Regions from separate parts of the Homo sapiens genome. Here regions 2 and 3 are each linked to region 1. Evidence: chromatin contacts called from ENCODE Hi-C or POLR2A ChIA-PET data. All regions are on one chromosome and are shown on one strand. The core of a region is the stretch at or near the end of the contact, and the rest is flanking DNA. Distances in the headings are between cores, read along the strand shown. Region 1 has its middle 34 kb from the start of GNAZ. Region 2 holds the start of RSPH14 (radial spoke head 14 homolog). Region 3 has its middle 48 kb from the start of IGLL5.

Region 1 (5,090 bases), core at 1,272-3,771:
CTCCTTACTCACAGACCCAACTCCTGATAACCAAGTAATTGCTACTAGGTAGGGTGCTCTGGGGTGGACCCTAATAGCACTTTGGAAGGCCGAGGCAGGCGGATCACCTGAGGTCAGGAGTTCGAGATCAGCCTGGCTAACATGGAGAAACCCCATCTCTACTAAAAATACAAAAGTAGCCAGGTGTGGTGGTGCCTGCCTGTGATCCCAGCTACTCGGGAGGCTGAGGCAGGAGAATCACTTGAACCTGGGAGGCAGAGATTGCGGTGGGCCGAGATCACGCCATTGCACTCCAGCCTGGGCAACAGGAGCGAAACTCCATCTAAAAAAAAAAAAAATAGGGGAATTCCTGCATTCTCTTTGGAAAGAGGAGGGCTGGGGGTGGCACTGGAGTGAATTAGAAATAGGAGGGTAACCCTGGAAGGGCCCGGCTTAATGAAACAAAGCTGAACTCACCTAATGCTCTGCAGTGATCTGTCAATTAGGTGTTCATTTAGATAGAGAAGTTTGGCTTTTAAAATGCAAATTTTCTTTGGAAGTATTAAGTTCACCAACCTCAGTATGCATTAATGCAATCAGGGCAATCCCAGCTGCTACCCACCCAGGGGGAATTAAGCCAATGGCAAGGGGGAGGGGTGGTGTTGTGGGCAGCTGCCTACAGCCTTCTCCTCATGAGCCATTTCTTACCTCCCAGGAGGCAGGTGTCAGTCACCCCTGTTTTGAATATTTATTACAAAGTCTGGGTTCAGAGAAATTAAGTAATTTCTCCAAGGTAACAAAACTACTAAGTGTCAGGCCTGGGCCCCAACCTGGCTCCAGAACTCATGCTGGCTCCACCAGGTTGTTATAAGTTTAGATAAGTGTGAACAGGGCAGGAGAGGGCTCTCCCCTACCCACTAGAAATGTCAGGTGATGGTTCAGCAGTTATCACATTGCCTCTCTAAAAATGATAACGCAACAGCACCAGAGAGAGGCCATTTCCTGATGTTCCACACCTGTTAACAGCAAAATGTTAATTGAATGCAGGCCCCAGGGAGAAGCAACTTCCTGGGCATGCAAGTTAGGAGACAAAAATGGTGAAGTATGATCTTCCGGGGGCACACGCCACTGGAAAAAGAAAGAAAGCCTCAGACGGGCGTGCATATAACTCCCTAAACACAGTGCGCATGCTCAATTCCAAAGGCTAAGGAAAGCACTGCGCATGCGGAAAGCCCGCCCGAAGGGCAGAATCATGGGAAAGAGGCAAGCTCATAAAAGTCCTAGGATCATGGTTAAATGGGGCACTTGACCTTCTCTCTTTAACCTTCACATGTCCTCCTGGGTCTCTTCCAAGCACCCCTTCCTTTCTTTCCTGTTCTAAGGCCTTTTAAAATAAACTTCCACTCCTGTTCTGGAACTTGCCTCAGTCTCTCTTTCTGCTTTATGTCTCTCAGTCAAATCCTTTCTTCTGAGAAGGCAAAGACTGAAGTTGCTACAGACCCATATGGATAGGCCACCAGTAACTTGGGGTAACTCGGATCCCTTCCATCGGTAACAAAGTCACCCACTTTGCCAACTTAGCAGGACAGGGACTTGGCCCCAACAGAAAGCAGCAGGAGAGAGGGTCCTGAGGGTTCAGCCAGCAAGCAACAGGGTCTGAGGTTCAGGGAGGACCGCAGAAGGGACTGGGGACAGAAGACCTGTACCTTTCTACCAGCTTCACCCAGGGTCTGGATAAAAACTGGCACTTGGAAGACTGCAAGCCCCAGGGTCCCCCAGCTCCATCGTGGGGATTTTCCCTCTGGCCACCCCATTTTTCTGCTCAGCATTTTCCATTTGGTTCATTCCTCTCTTGCACACATAGCCCTGCTGGAAGAGGGGCAAAGCACATGGGGAAAGGAGCTGGCTGCTCACACCCCACGTGATTGCCACCTGCATCAGTGACACACATGGGAGACTTCCCTGCTCCTGGCACTTTGAGAAGCTGGGGGTGGGTGACTTTCTATTTCCTGTTGCTCAGGGTCTCATCCGTTTTCTGTATTCTTTTCTGCTGTTCTCTTACTCTCAACTTCTTGATGTTGCTCACTTCTTGTTTAGTCAGCCACACATTTTTTTGAGTGTTTCCTACCTGCCTGGCTCTAGAGAACACAAAGAAAGTAGCTGCTGAAGCCAGGCACGGTGGCTCACGCCTGTAATCCCAGCACTTTGGGAGGCCAAGGTGGGCAGATCACGAGGTCAGGAGATCGAGACCATCCTAGCTAACATGGTGAAACCCTGTGTCTGCTAAAAATACAAAAAAAATTAGCTGTGCATGGTGGCACGTGCCTGTAGTCCCAGCTACTCAGGAGGCTGAGGCAGGAGAATCGCTTGAACCCGGGAGGCGGAGGTTGCAGTGAGCCGAGATTGTGCCACGGCACTCCAGACTGGGTGACAGACTGAGATTCTGTCTCAAAAAAAAAAAAAAGAAAAGAAAAGAAAAAAGAAAGTAGCTGCTGAAAGAGGAAGGGGAGAGGAAGATAAAAATGAGTGTTTATGGGTCAGTGACAACGTGCCAGGCCCTGGTCCACTGTGCATGGCACCTCTGCTCACCACTGTCAGGGAAGGATGACTCTGTCCCCGACTCAACGCAAGCTCAGAAGCCCACAGGCACTGTGCAACCCTTGGCCCTGGCTCTTCCAGTGACCTCATCCACAGGAAGCTGATTGTGTCCTTGAGAAGGCAAAATGTGCACATATGGCATCACCAGGAAGCAATTAAAGGCTAAGCTGAGTCTCTGTCATCAACACAGCAGAATCTGAGTCCCAGAATTCTAGTCTGAGAGGTGGGGCTCAGGCTGGGGAGGCAGCACAGCCCAGCAGGGCTCCTAAACATCCCTGCCATGGTTTAGCAGGAGAGAGTGTGGGCCAGAGCTTCAAATACCCTCCACTGAGGCTGGGGTAACAGGTTCCAATGTATCTACTCTCCTGATCCCAGCCCTTAAAACAAAACAAAACCACAACAATCAGCTGGGTTTTGTTACTTCCCCAAGTTCGCAGATATGTTTTTAGGAAGAGGAAAAAATGACAGACCAGAAGGGAAAGGGAGTGCCCCCCTTAGGGTCCGCAAAGGTGCAGCTGAACTAGGCCCTAGGCCCAGGTGCTGGCTCTTCTGGACTGAGCTAGCACCGTCTCTGATGCCCATAGAGGGCTCTGGAATGAAAGCAGCTCTGGGGCTGCCCTGTCCTGTGCATCCACATGACAGAGCTTCTCCCAGCACCACCATCAGAAGTAGACCCCAGCGTGATGGGCAGCTGCTCCCCATATGAAGAGGTTCACATTCCTGCACCCTCAGACGGGGAAAGAGCTCTGAGCTTATTGCCTCCAACTCCTGCCTCACAGCTGAGGGACACTGAGCCCCACAGCAGTGTGTCACCCTTTGCCAAGGTCACACACCACAGGGTGCCAGAGCCAGAACAAACTCCAGGGTCCTGATTCCTACACTTTCCCATCCACATTCCATCTTGTGTTGGAGTCTAACAACCAGATCTCTTTTCAGTCCTTTGAGATCCTGGTGTCCAGCTGTGGGCCAAGGTACTGTGTGGTCTTCATGGCAGGGTCCCAGGTGGTGACGCACCCCTCTCCTCCCTCCATGGCTCCACCAGCTCTGTTGGAGTTTATGCATCAGCCAAGAGGAAACGGTAGATCAGGATGCAGAGACACAGGGGAGCAGAATCCCCATCCCCGCAGCACAGCCAGATGAGAGGAGGTTCCAAAGTCCTGTGTGCAGTACTCAGCACCCCTTGGCCCCACACTCTGCACCCTCAGAAATGTCCCTCCAGGCAGGGGCCCAGGCATTCACTTGTCCTGAGACACCTCATGGGGGTGTTCAGGGCAAGTGGAGGCACCTATGAGACAGCCAGGTGGAACCATCTGGGCTGGTGGGACGGGCATGGGAGAGGACAGAAAATGCACTGGTAGGCTCCCAGAGGTGCATATAAGGGAAACACAAGGGGTACGAGGGCCACCCCATGGGAAGTGGAAGAGACAGTGCAGGGGCAGAAAAGCAGAAGTACTTTGTTTCCTGGAAATGTTTTAGGGAGGGGGAGGTGGTGAGGATCCATTGAGGGAAATGCTGATGGCTGAAGAAAGATGAGGCCTGATGACTGGTAGTTGGGTTCCTACACATGGAGACCACGTTGTGCCCCACAGGAGCAATCTGGTGGTGTGGTGTCGGGGAGGGTGGAGGAATTGGGTTACAGAGCCTGTGCAGGGATTTGGAACCAGAGGGCTCCTCAGAACGGGAGAAGGAGATGGTCTGTAAGGACCTGTTCGACTCCAGTGAGGGTATGAGGGACAGTGAGGGAGGAAAGCAGTCCCACATAGGAGGACGCCCAGAGTGGGGAAGCAGGTCTTGGGGAGAGCTAGGTTTCAGTCCGAGCGAGAAGGGAGAGGATGTTCCAGGAACAGGCTGAGACCCTGGGGCCTCCAGAAGGCTTGAAAGAAAGGTTTCAGCAGATGGGGTCAGAAAAGGAGTGTTCAGGGCCATAGGGGGAGGGTGACCTGAGCTTCTTGCAGTCCCTGACGCAAACAGGGATAAAGGACATAATGAGATTAGTCCTGAATCTGAGGCAGAGAGTGATGAGGAGACTGTGAGTTTGCGGGAGGGAGGGGAGGGCCTGGCTGGGAGAAGGCTGGGTTCTAGGTTCCCTATAGTCCTGCCAGAGAAAGTCAGAGCCCAGAGAGTCAATGGCTCCCTCCTGACACCTGCACAGGGAAGTGTACACCTGGCCAGGGTGGGTGCTCTGTAGACTGCTGTGGGGTGAGGGAGCAGCTTCTCCTGGGCATAGGACTCAAGGCACCTGCAGGATGCAGGGCTCCAGGCTCCCTCAGTGCCTGCTGATGGCTCTCCTCTGAGAGGGGGTAAACTGGCTTCCTGGGTACCCACAATGTACAAGGCACTTGTTCTCAGTAGGATGCACCAGGAACTGTCAGAAGTATACCTATATGTGACAGGCATGATTACTACCCCGATTTTAGAGCTAGGGAAACTGAGGCACTGAGCAGTTAATCAATTTGCCCCAGGCCCAATAGATAAACAATCAGTGTAGAGCTGGGGTCTCAACACAGCAGGCT
Region 2 (5,090 bases), core at 2,178-4,677, 110 kb after region 1:
AAAAAGAAAGAAAAGAAAGAGAGAGAGAGAGAGCGCTCAGAGCTTGGAACTAACATAAAATAAATAAAAATCAGTCTGGAACAGAGGGCCCCATAAGATCCACACAGAGGCAACCAAAACCACCCCACAAAGAGTCCTGCTCTGGCTAAATAGAAGCCCCTGCAAAAACTGATGCGGCAGACAACACTCCAGAGCACTCTAAGCAGCTCAAGTGCATCCACCCAGGGGAGAAGTGCGGCTCGCAAGCGTCACACTGGTTTCCAGAACAGCATCCCACCTGCCCACGCTATGGCTTGCCGTGATGTGGAGCACCTCGGTGGTCTTTATGCGCACCATACTGTTGCTATCCTTCAGCAAAGCTTTCAGGTTCTCCATACAGCCTAGAAAAAAAAAAAAAAACAAACAAACCAACCCTTGAATTTTTGCCAGTCTCAGAAACCAACCAACCCAGAAGTCAATAAGTGGGCCAGTTGGGGCAGGAATGTACCAGAGTTTCTGCTGCTTTGGGGCACTGGGGAATCATGTTGGTTATGCAGCATTTCAGAGTCACTGAAGAGGCTCATGTCTCATCCAACCCTCCTTGTGATTCTCCCTGCACACTTCCTACCAGTGACTTCTCACAAAGTCTGTCATGAGGTTAAGAAAATGGCCTTTGCCATTTCTTTGACCTCAGGAGAGATATGGGGTCAAATTATAACCCTGTGTCAAACTAGTCATATGACTTTGAGTGGGTTACACCTACGGATGCCAGATTTAGCAAATAAAAATCCAGCTTTGGCCAGGTATGGTGGCTTACGCCTGTAATCCCAGCACTTTGGGAGGCCAAGGCAAGCGGATCACCTGAGATCAGGAGTTCAAGACCAGCCTGGCCAACATGGTGAAACCCCATCTCTACAAAAATACAAAATATTAGCCAGGCATGATGGCAGGTGCCTGTAGTCCCAGCTACTCAGGAGGCTGAGGCAGGAGAATCACTTGAACCCAAGAGGCGGAGGTTTCAGTGAGCCAAGATCGTGCCATTGCACTTCAGCCTGGGCAAGAGAGCGAGATGCCATCTCAAAAAATAAATAAATAAATAAATAAATACAAATCTAGCTTTATTTATTTATTGGGCAACCCTAGACTTACAATCCTTCTCTGAACCATGCTTTTCTTATCTGTGGGTTGAGAATGGACTCTCCCCTGTAGGTGGCCTTTCTAAGGATTAAGATAATCCAGGCTGGGTGTGATGGCTCACACATATAATCCCAAAACTTTGGAGGCTGACCTGGGAGAATCAATTGAGGCCAAGAGTTCAAGAACAGCCTGGGCAACACAGCAAGATCTTGTTTATAAAAAAATAATAATAAGAAATTAGTCAGCCATGGTGGTACTTGTAGTCCTAGTTACTCAGGAAGCTGAAGCAGGAGGATCTCTTGACCCCAAGATTTCAAGGTTACAGTGAGCTATGATTCTGCCACTGCACTCTAGTCTGGGAGATGGCAAGACCCTCCCTCAATAAATAAACATTTTTTAAAAAGAACCCGGGCACCGCACCTATAGTGGAACTGGCCTGGAGTCAGGCTCAAACAATAGCAACCCTTATTACTGAAGTTCTACCCAGTGCCTGAAGCCATGCTAGGACCCCAGTCATGGTCACCTGTGCTGTGTCACGCTCACCTATGTTCATGGCCTTGTAGATACACTCGGGGTCATGCATGAGGTCACACAAGGCCATGAGGGCTTTCTGCCTCGTCTGGAGGTCCTCTGACTGCAGCTCCTCCTTCAGCTTGGGCAGGGCCCGATGGCCATAGGCAGTGGTAATCTGGGTGGCATTGATGTTAATGGGAAGCTCCAAGGAGTTCTGGGAATGGGCCATCTTTCCCCAACTACAGAGGCCTTTCCAAATGAAGCTCTGCAGAAACCACTCACTAAAAGAGACCAAAAAGCTGTCATTATTTCTATTATGATTTAAAAGCTACTTCTCATCTGATCCTCCAAACTGTGAGGGCAGGCAAATGGGTATTTTTACTTTCATTTTACAGATGAGCAAACTGAGGCTGAGAGCAATGAAGAGATTTGCTCAAAGTCCCAGTGAAGGTAAGTAAGTAGCAGCCCAAACTGCAAACTCCAGAGCCCTCCCACACAATAGTGCTTCACAGAAGAAACCACTGATACTTTCATCTGGATCTTCAGTCAAAGGCATTAAAGGACAAAACAAACCAAACAAGCAAACTCCAAGTTGGTCACTCTGTTTAGTGCTTACCTTGTGCCAGCAATAAGTAGTATCCAATTCAACTACCCCATAAGGAGGGGGCTGGTATTATCCACATTTTACAAATGAGGAAACTGAGGTTCTGGCCAAGGAGCTTACTGGAGGCCATGAAACTGGTAAGACTAGAAGCCAGTGTTCAAATCTGGGTCTAGCTCATTCACTGCCAGGAACCCATATTCAGATGCTTCTGACACATCCATGAAAAGGAATTAATGTTAAAAGGTGATTTATGGCCACGCGCAGTGGCTCACGCCTGTAATCCCAGCACTTTGGGAGGCCCGAGGCAGGCGGATCACAAGGTCAAGAGATCGAGACCATCCTGGCCAACATGGTGAAACCCCGTCTCTACTAAAAATACAAAAATTAGCTGGGCGTGATGGCGCATGCCTGTAGTCCCAGCTACTCGGGAGGCTGAGGCAGGAGAATCGCTTGAATCAGGGAGGCGGAGGTTCCAGTAAGCCAAGATCGCGCCACTGCACTCCAGCCTGGCGACAAAGCAAGACTCCGTCTCAAAAAAAAAAAAAAAAAAAAAAGTGATTAACTTTTATTGCCGACACACACACACACTTTCAGCAACTATGGGCAGTGTAGGTTAGTAGTTAAGAACTGGCTCCAGATTCAGGCCTGGGTGACCTTGGCAAGTTACTTCCTCTATCTGTGTCTTTCTGCAGCTTCAAAGGGGAGATGATAACAGTACCTCCTTCCCTGCCTCCCAGAGTTGTCATATTAACGAATACACGTAAGCCTGGCATACCAGGGCTTCAGCTATGTTGGCTGTGGTTATTATTACGGTTATTATCATGGTTAGTAGAATGGACAGGCCACAGGCCTGTAGGAATCTACTCCAGTAAAAGGTAAGCCAGATGCTCACGCGGGACACCAGATGACAACGGTAGAAGTGGGGGCCGGACTGGGAGGGACGTGGCCATGTTTGAGTTGAGCTCCCCTCACAGGAACGGTGGGTGCTGGAGACAGGGGCCTGCCTTCTTCTAAGCGGCGTGGGCTGGGAGAGTCCGGCCGGAGACAAAAGACCGTGATTTTGAGTGTGGGGACACGGCCCCGTGTGAATGGGACTGGGTGGGTCACTGGGCCCCCCTGTCCCCGGGCCCCTAGCCCACCACCGCCGCCTCACCTGCCTCCGCAGCCCTTTCTGCTTCCAGTAGCCCGCGCCACTGGCCAACCTATTCAGTTGCCAGGCGACATCGTTGCCAGGCGACTCCAGCAGCGTCCGCGGCGCCGCGGTCGACATAATCAGCACCCACTGCGCAGGCGCAAACAGCCCAAGGCTGCGGCCGGCTGCAAAGCGGGAACAATCATTTACAGGGTTGCTGTGGAGACCAAAGGCAGCTCAGCTTTGTTCAAAGTACAGAAGGGAAAGGAAGTGACTTATTTACGCCCTTCTCTGTACTGGGTACTTTGCATGCCTCTGATCCTCAGAGTAAATTCATAAGGTGGTAACATCTAGTTTAGAGACAAGAACCTCAGAGAAGTTCAGTCGTTTCTCCCAATTTTTTTTTTTGACGGAGTTTCGCTCTTTCACGCAGGCTGGAGTGCAGTGGCGCGATCTTGACTCACTGCAACCTCCGCTCCACTCCGCGCCACCGCACCCAACCCGGGTGCAAGTGATTCTCCTGCCTAAGCCTCCCAAGTAGCTGGGATTATAGGCGGCCGCCATCACACCCAGCTAATTTTTGTATTTTTAGTAGAGACAGGGTTTCGCCATGTTGGCCAGGCTGGTCTCGAACTCCTGACCTCAGATGATCCACCCGCCTCGGCCTCCCAAAATGCTAGGATTACAGGCGTGAGCCACTGCGCTCAGCCAGTTTCCCCCAAATTACATAGGCCTGATCTCAAGACTGCCTAGCCCTGCCCATGCCCCTTGCTCTTCAGGCTGACCGCCTGGTAATGACAAAGGTTAGCCTCTGCAGTGGACCCAACACACTGCTGGCCAGCGTAGCTGTTCTCAAAAGCAAGCCAGACCCAGCCACCACCTGCATAAAACCCTCCATGGCTCCCCACTAGTCTCAGGGCTGAGTCCAAACTCCTAGCCTAGTGCTCCAGTCCCTGGGTGATGGCCTCCTCCAGCCATGCCAGACTCTCTCTTAACCCCTCAAATGCCACCTCGCTCATGAAGCCTGAGCGCTCTGTAACACTAATTATTACCTCTTTATCCTTCAGGATGCAACTTGGTGAACACTTCTTCCATGAAACCTTCCTTCTCCCTGAAGGAGTGAAGTATGGGCCATCCCAAAATATGCTGGATTGGTATATTGACCATTTTGAGTGGACAACATTGGAAAAATAGTGGCCTCAGAAAGGGCTAACTGGGCCAGGTGCAGTGGCTCATACCTGTAATCCTAGCACTTTGGGAGGCTGAAGGGGGAGGGTTGCTTGAGCCCAAGAGTTTGAGGTTACAGTGAGATATGATCACACTACTACACCCCAGCCTGGGTGACAGAGTGAGACCTCAACTCTAAAATAAATAAATAAATAAATAAATAAATAAATAAATAAATAGATATAATTTTAAAAAAAGATACAAGAAAAGGCAAACAGATATGCTTCTTTCTGCATTCAGCAAGCCATAAAGATTCCTCTAGGAGCGGTACCCTCACTGTACCAGGGCAAGAAAATAGCCCTTGTCACCTGAGACTAAGAATTGGGGACTGCAATGGACCTGAATAAATATACTTAACCCTGTCTTCCACTAAGTTTATGCCCCTCATATTATCTCCTAGTGAATCCCCTAGAATTTACTGCCCTAGCCAGATCCCCTTTGTCCTGCCATTTCTTCTCAAATTTGTCATCCTTTGTCTAAAAAGTATAAAAGCATCTT
Region 3 (5,090 bases), core at 1,403-3,902, 100 kb before region 1:
CTCCATGTGGAGGAAACGTTCCCAGGATATTCCAGGGCTCCAGGTTCTGATGAGAGTATGGGAGGAGACCAAGTACCCAGCCTCAGGGCCTGGGTTCACCCCTGCAGACGGCAAATCCCATCCACCTGTGGGACTTCACCAGCTCATTCTTAGAGGACACCAGCCTGGAGCTCCCTTGGCCCAGGAAAGCCAGGAGCCAGGCCCGCCACACGTAGCCATTGCACATGTCACCTGACACATAAGATGCGAACTGTAGGGTGGGCAGGCCAGGGATGAGTGCCCCCACCTCTGCCTTCCTCCCCACAGGCCCACCCACGAGGCTGAACAGGGTGGCCCTAGACCCAGCACCATCTTCAATCAGCTCATCCACTGGCATCCCCCACCACCGTCCCCTCAACATGCACAGGATGCCAGCCACCCAGGCCAGTTCCTGAAGTAAAGCAAGCAAGGGGGGGTACTTGTCCCCGCCCAGCCCAGAGCTCAGATTGCAGATGAGACCCCCTTGCTTGAAGAAGACAAGGGGCAGGAGATACTGGGGATTCCATGTGGTCATCAAAGGTAGCCTGGTGGCAGCAGCAACCTCAAACAGGCCTAGGAGCTGGATCAAGGACTGAAGGGCAGAGAGAGGACGGGTGTGTTAGGGGTGAGTGTGAGCAAAGGTATAGGAGTGACCACAGCATCCCTTCTTCCCACAGGGCCACAGTAGTGCACAAGGGCCCTCATGGAAGCACCCTGAAAGCTCACCTCAAAGGCCCCATACTCTGTCCCCCACGTCACCTGGCCTGCCACCCTACTTAATACCCAGGAAGTCCTTGGAGTCTGTGCCACATGGATGGGCTCCAAGATGGACCAGGCTTCCAGGGGGGCAGGGAACAAGGGAGAAAAGAGGTCTGGGCCCTGCATAGGACACAGGTAGTGACCACCCGGTGGAGGAGAGGGAATGAGCAGAGGATGCTGGGAGCCAGGCCCAAGGCAGGGCCCTGCAGGGTGCACAGTTCTCTGGGTTGGACGGTGGACCAAGGCCATGAACATTCATGCTGGTCCAGGCCAGTGGACCAGAGTGCCCCAAGCCCCAGAGCTCTGCAGAGGGGCAGGGGCAGGGCCCAGAGAGAGCAAGGCCGAGAGTAGAGGCCCTAAACCTCAGGTCTGACCACATCTGCAACTCTACAGGTAGCTGCATCCTGTGTTGAGACGCTATTGAGTGGCCTTATCGTCCCGTACCATTTATAAAACACGTGGACACATGTTATCCACCTGAGCCACTCAGGGATTCTGTGAGGCCACAGCCAGAATCATGGTCCCATTTCACAGGTAGGAAAACTGAGGCCCAGAGCAGTTAGATCCCAAAAAGCCAGAGCCAGCTCTGTGGTGTCCTGACTTCCAGCCCAGGGCCTCCCATCTGACAAATGGAGAAACAGACCAGGAGAGAAAGGGATCTGCCCGAGCTCACATAGGCGCCCCTGTGTGGAGGGGCCCATGTAGAGGGGCCCATGTGGAGGGGACCTGTATGGAGGGTGGCATGTGGAGGGGCCCACGTGTGGAGGGGCCCATGTGTGGAGGGGCCCGTGTGGAGGGATCATGTGTGGAGGGGCCCGTGTGGAGGGATCATGTGTGGAGGGGCCCATGTGGAGGGGCCTGTGTGGAGAAATCATGTGTGGAGGGGCCCATGTGGAGGGGCCTGCGTGGAGGGGCCCGCGTGGAGGGATCATGTGTGAAGGGGCCCGCATGGAGGGGCCTGTCGGTAGGGTGCCAGGTAGAGGGGCCCATGTGGAGGGGATCTGTTGGAGGGTGCCTGTGTGGAGGGGGCCTGTGTGGAGGGGACCTGTGTGGAGGGGCCCGTGTGGAGGGCGCTGTGTGGTGGGACCCGTGTGGAGGAGCCTGCATGGAGAAGACCTGTATGGAGGGTGGCTGTGTGGACCACTGCCCTCTGCCAGAGACCAGATTGTTCACTTCCTCCACCATTCCACAGCTCCAGCCCCATTTCAGGGGTGCAGAAAAGAGGCCTGAAAGCAGCATGGATGAGAGTTAGGGCTACAGGCCCTGATGGCCATTCCTTCCCTGTGCCTTGGGAGATGCAAGGAAGGAGGGTGGCTGCAAAGGCCTGTGGGAGCCCAGAGCACTGTTCTTCCCAAAGGGGCATCTGCCCTGGGAGCCCAGACCTCAGTGTCAGACAGAGAAGGGGTCCCCCCACCATGCTCAGCCCTCATCAACCCTTGACCTTGAGCAATCTGCTTCTCTTCTGTAGCCCTCAGTTTCCTCATCTGCCCAAGGGGGTGATAAGAGTCCCTCCCCACAAGGTAGGTTTGCGGATTGAGATGATGCCTAAGCTGTGCCTGGCCTATGGGGACCCTCACCTACCCTCAGTCATTGCTCTTGCCTGGGCCTGCGGGTGACACTGTGTGAACCTGGGCAAATGCCTTTGCCTTCCTGGGCCCAGCCTTCCCTCTGGTCAAGGAGGAACTGGGTCAGGGACCCCGAGTGCCAGCCATTCAGGAAACCAGCAGATTCCTGGGTGAAGGGGTTGGCCAGGGAGGCCTGAGATGGGAGTAGGGTGGGGGCCAGGCCAAGGGATGGGGTTGGGGGATGCGCTTTCCCAGCTCTGGTGGCCCTGCCTGCAGCTGGCCACCCCTGGAAATCCCCAGGCTAAATTTAACCCCAAGTTGGCTGAAACCAGAACTCAGAGTGACAAAAGGAGAAAAATAAGAGGAAGAGAAACTGAGCTCATGGCCACCCGGGCATGGGATGAGTGACAAACAGGCCCAGGTGTGGCCCAGGAGGAGCATGGGGCAGTTTCAGGGCTGCTGCTGGATGTTTGTGCAGCTCACAGGTGGGGGCAGTAGAGCCTGCGCCCCACCCCACCCCCTCCTAGTCCAGCCCCTGGGCCTGATGCTGCCCCCTGGCTGCCTCCCCACACCCTGAGCTCCATCCTGGGTCCCAGGGTCCACCAGAAGGCATCTCAGAACCAGCCAGCAGTGGCCCTGATTGTCAGCAGGACCCCAGGGAGGGGGGTGGCCAGGACAGGGCTCTGAAGCCCCCACCCCAGGACCTTCCCTGGGCAGAACGAGTTGGTGAGGGAGTGATGAGCAACCACAGGCCTCCTAACTTCCCAAGCTGGCGATTCTGAGAGGCCTCAAGGCTGAGACACGGTTCAGCCTTTTAGGCCCTCCTGAACGTGTCCCCTGTCTCCACAGCCTGGGAATGCACTCTCTTTTGACCCAGAAATCCTGCTCATAAGAATTTATCATGGAGATGCCAGAGAGCCAGTGCATGTGGATGTTAGCCAGGGAGCTAACAGCAAAACGTGACAGAAAAGAGCCCGAGAGCAGATGCCAGCCTCACATCCACATCCCCAGATGGCCTTGGAGAAGGGCCATAGACAGATGTTCACAACAGGGCAAGAAGAAGTGAGGAAAGAAGTTCCCATCTTTGTGATAAGCCCATGATTTCATGCAGAAAAAGATCTGGAAGGCGCCATACCAACGCGCTAACAGGGCCTCTTGGGCAGTGCAGGATCAGAGACTTGCTTTGTATTCTTATTTAATTTTTCCTGTTTTCAGATTTTATAATCGGAGAACAAAACATTAAGCCAATTTAAGATGTAAGATCCTATAAAAATGCTGTATTCGATGATGCGAATGGCATCTGAAAAGCCTTGAACATATTATCCCAAAGAGGCCACCAGATAAGACGTGACCTGTGTGTGCATGAATCCCTGCATTTTTATCCATACCTAGATGCACATCCGTATCCACATCTATTCCCCGGGGCTACCGGTTGCGGGGGTAAACTGTAGGTAATATTGGTTTTCATTTTGTACATCTAACTTTTTTCATTTTTTGACAATCATTATACATTTATTATTATGAAAAATAGAAGGTTTTGTCACTTAAATCAACATGTTTATTCCAATTCACTTAACATTCAGCAAATATTTCTTGTGTGTCTGCTACACCCACAACAGTCAGGGTGCAGGGTTTGAGATTACACTGATGAGAAGACAGAGTGTTCTCTCTTGAGGAGTAGTACAATGGGGGATTATATGGAAGAGGTCACTACGATCCTAACATGGATTCGCATCCTGTATGTCTTAGGTGCTGCCCAAAGCCCGAAATTGTCTCACAGCTCCAGCCAGCTCAGAGGCAGGAAGCCCAGGGAAAGTTGCTGAGTCATAAAAATGGAAAGAGAGGGCATTCCAGGGGGGATGAGTACCTAGCAGCCGACATTTAGCAAAGAGGATTGGAAAATGAACCCCCCCTTAAAATACAGTTAAACACAGAGGAGGGAGCAACTGCAAACAAAAAGTTTAAGCGATTTCTGCAAAGAGCAATAAAAGCCATAGAGCAGCTTGGGACAAGGTCAGGTCAGGATGAGCAGAAGTTGGGAAGGAAAGAAGGAAGCCAGGATGGACTTGGAGAGTTTTTACCAGTTCCTCAGGCAGGAAGAATTGTATGGTAGGTCAGAGCATATTTCTAGGAAGACCTCGGTTGACAAATTTCTCTGCCACTGAGAGATGACAATTTACCTTGGTAGCTAATCTCTCTCCTCATGTTCCCATCTATTTGATATTGATTTAATATGAGTAGCTACCTCCCATGTGTATAATAGGAAATGTATGGGAGAATGCATATTAATTCCTGAATAGAATATCTGGTTCCATGAATGATGGAAGTTGGTTTAGAATTTATTATTGGAAACTCACCCTGCACTACCTATAGTTGGTTTATTTTAATTATACTTATATTCATTATATAGTAACTCATATATATTTGTCATTTCTTTTCTTATATTCAAAAAGTCTCTACATAAATAAACTCTGCACCTATGGTCATTGCTGGGTATCTGTTCTATACACAGCAAGGAGCCAGACGCCCTATCTTACTTGTTCACTTTCCAGCTTCTCCTTAGAAAAAAAAATACAAGTTTTTAACCCAATTCTATGAGTCTAGTACTGTGACCCAAAACCCAAAGGGCAGGAACTCAACAGCCACCTCTCCATCCTGCCTGCCTCCCAACCCACATTCCCCTTCCAGAACCCTCACTGATGAGGGAAAAGATGATGTCTCCAAGAGGAGCAGCCCGTTCACACATCT

What was found. Hi-C counts contacts between places; a loop is a spot of excess contacts on that map. ChIA-PET counts read pairs that join two places held with the same protein, here RNA polymerase II (POLR2A). Pooled maps may share reads with other maps.
Region 2: a loop to region 1 is called in a pooled map, with 2.6 times the contacts of the local background. The contact joins the promoter of RSPH14 here to the enhancer-like site in region 1. A Hi-C loop is called at or near these places in 1 of 50 pooled maps. POLR2A ChIA-PET finds 5 or more read pairs at or near these places in 2 of 52 experiments (HEK293T and activated B cell).
Region 3: a pooled map shows a loop between it and region 1 (2.8-fold over the local background). The contact joins two enhancer-like sites. A Hi-C loop is called at or near these places in 1 of 50 pooled maps. POLR2A ChIA-PET finds 5 or more read pairs at or near these places in 2 of 52 experiments (OCI-LY7 and naive thymus-derived CD8-positive, alpha-beta T cell).

The regions. Positions count from the first base shown.
Region 1 is chr22:23,034,175-23,039,264 of GRCh38, forward strand. No RefSeq gene overlaps it. Among named protein-coding and RNA genes, the nearest start is that of GNAZ, 34 kb to the right of the region's middle. Within about 2 kb of position 2,522, at least 3 of the 41 ENCODE cell types and tissues checked have a DNase peak (open chromatin) inside an H3K27ac peak, as active enhancers do; they include OCI-LY7, where a contact is called at or near this core.
Region 2 is chr22:23,138,563-23,143,652 of GRCh38, forward strand. RSPH14 (radial spoke head 14 homolog) reads right to left here and starts at 3,428. Exons shown (of 7, transcript NM_014433.3): 1 at 3,387-3,428; 2 at 1,660-1,910; 3 at 278-380. The coding sequence starts at 1,858. RefSeq lists enhancers at 278-367, 2,722-3,614.
Region 3 is chr22:22,933,044-22,938,133 of GRCh38, forward strand. No RefSeq gene overlaps it. Among named protein-coding and RNA genes, the nearest start is that of IGLL5, 48 kb to the left of the region's middle. RefSeq lists a silencer at 1,155-1,244 and an enhancer at 2,415-2,794. Within about 2 kb of position 2,653, at least 4 of the 41 ENCODE cell types and tissues checked have a DNase peak (open chromatin) inside an H3K27ac peak, as active enhancers do; they include OCI-LY7, where a contact is called at or near this core.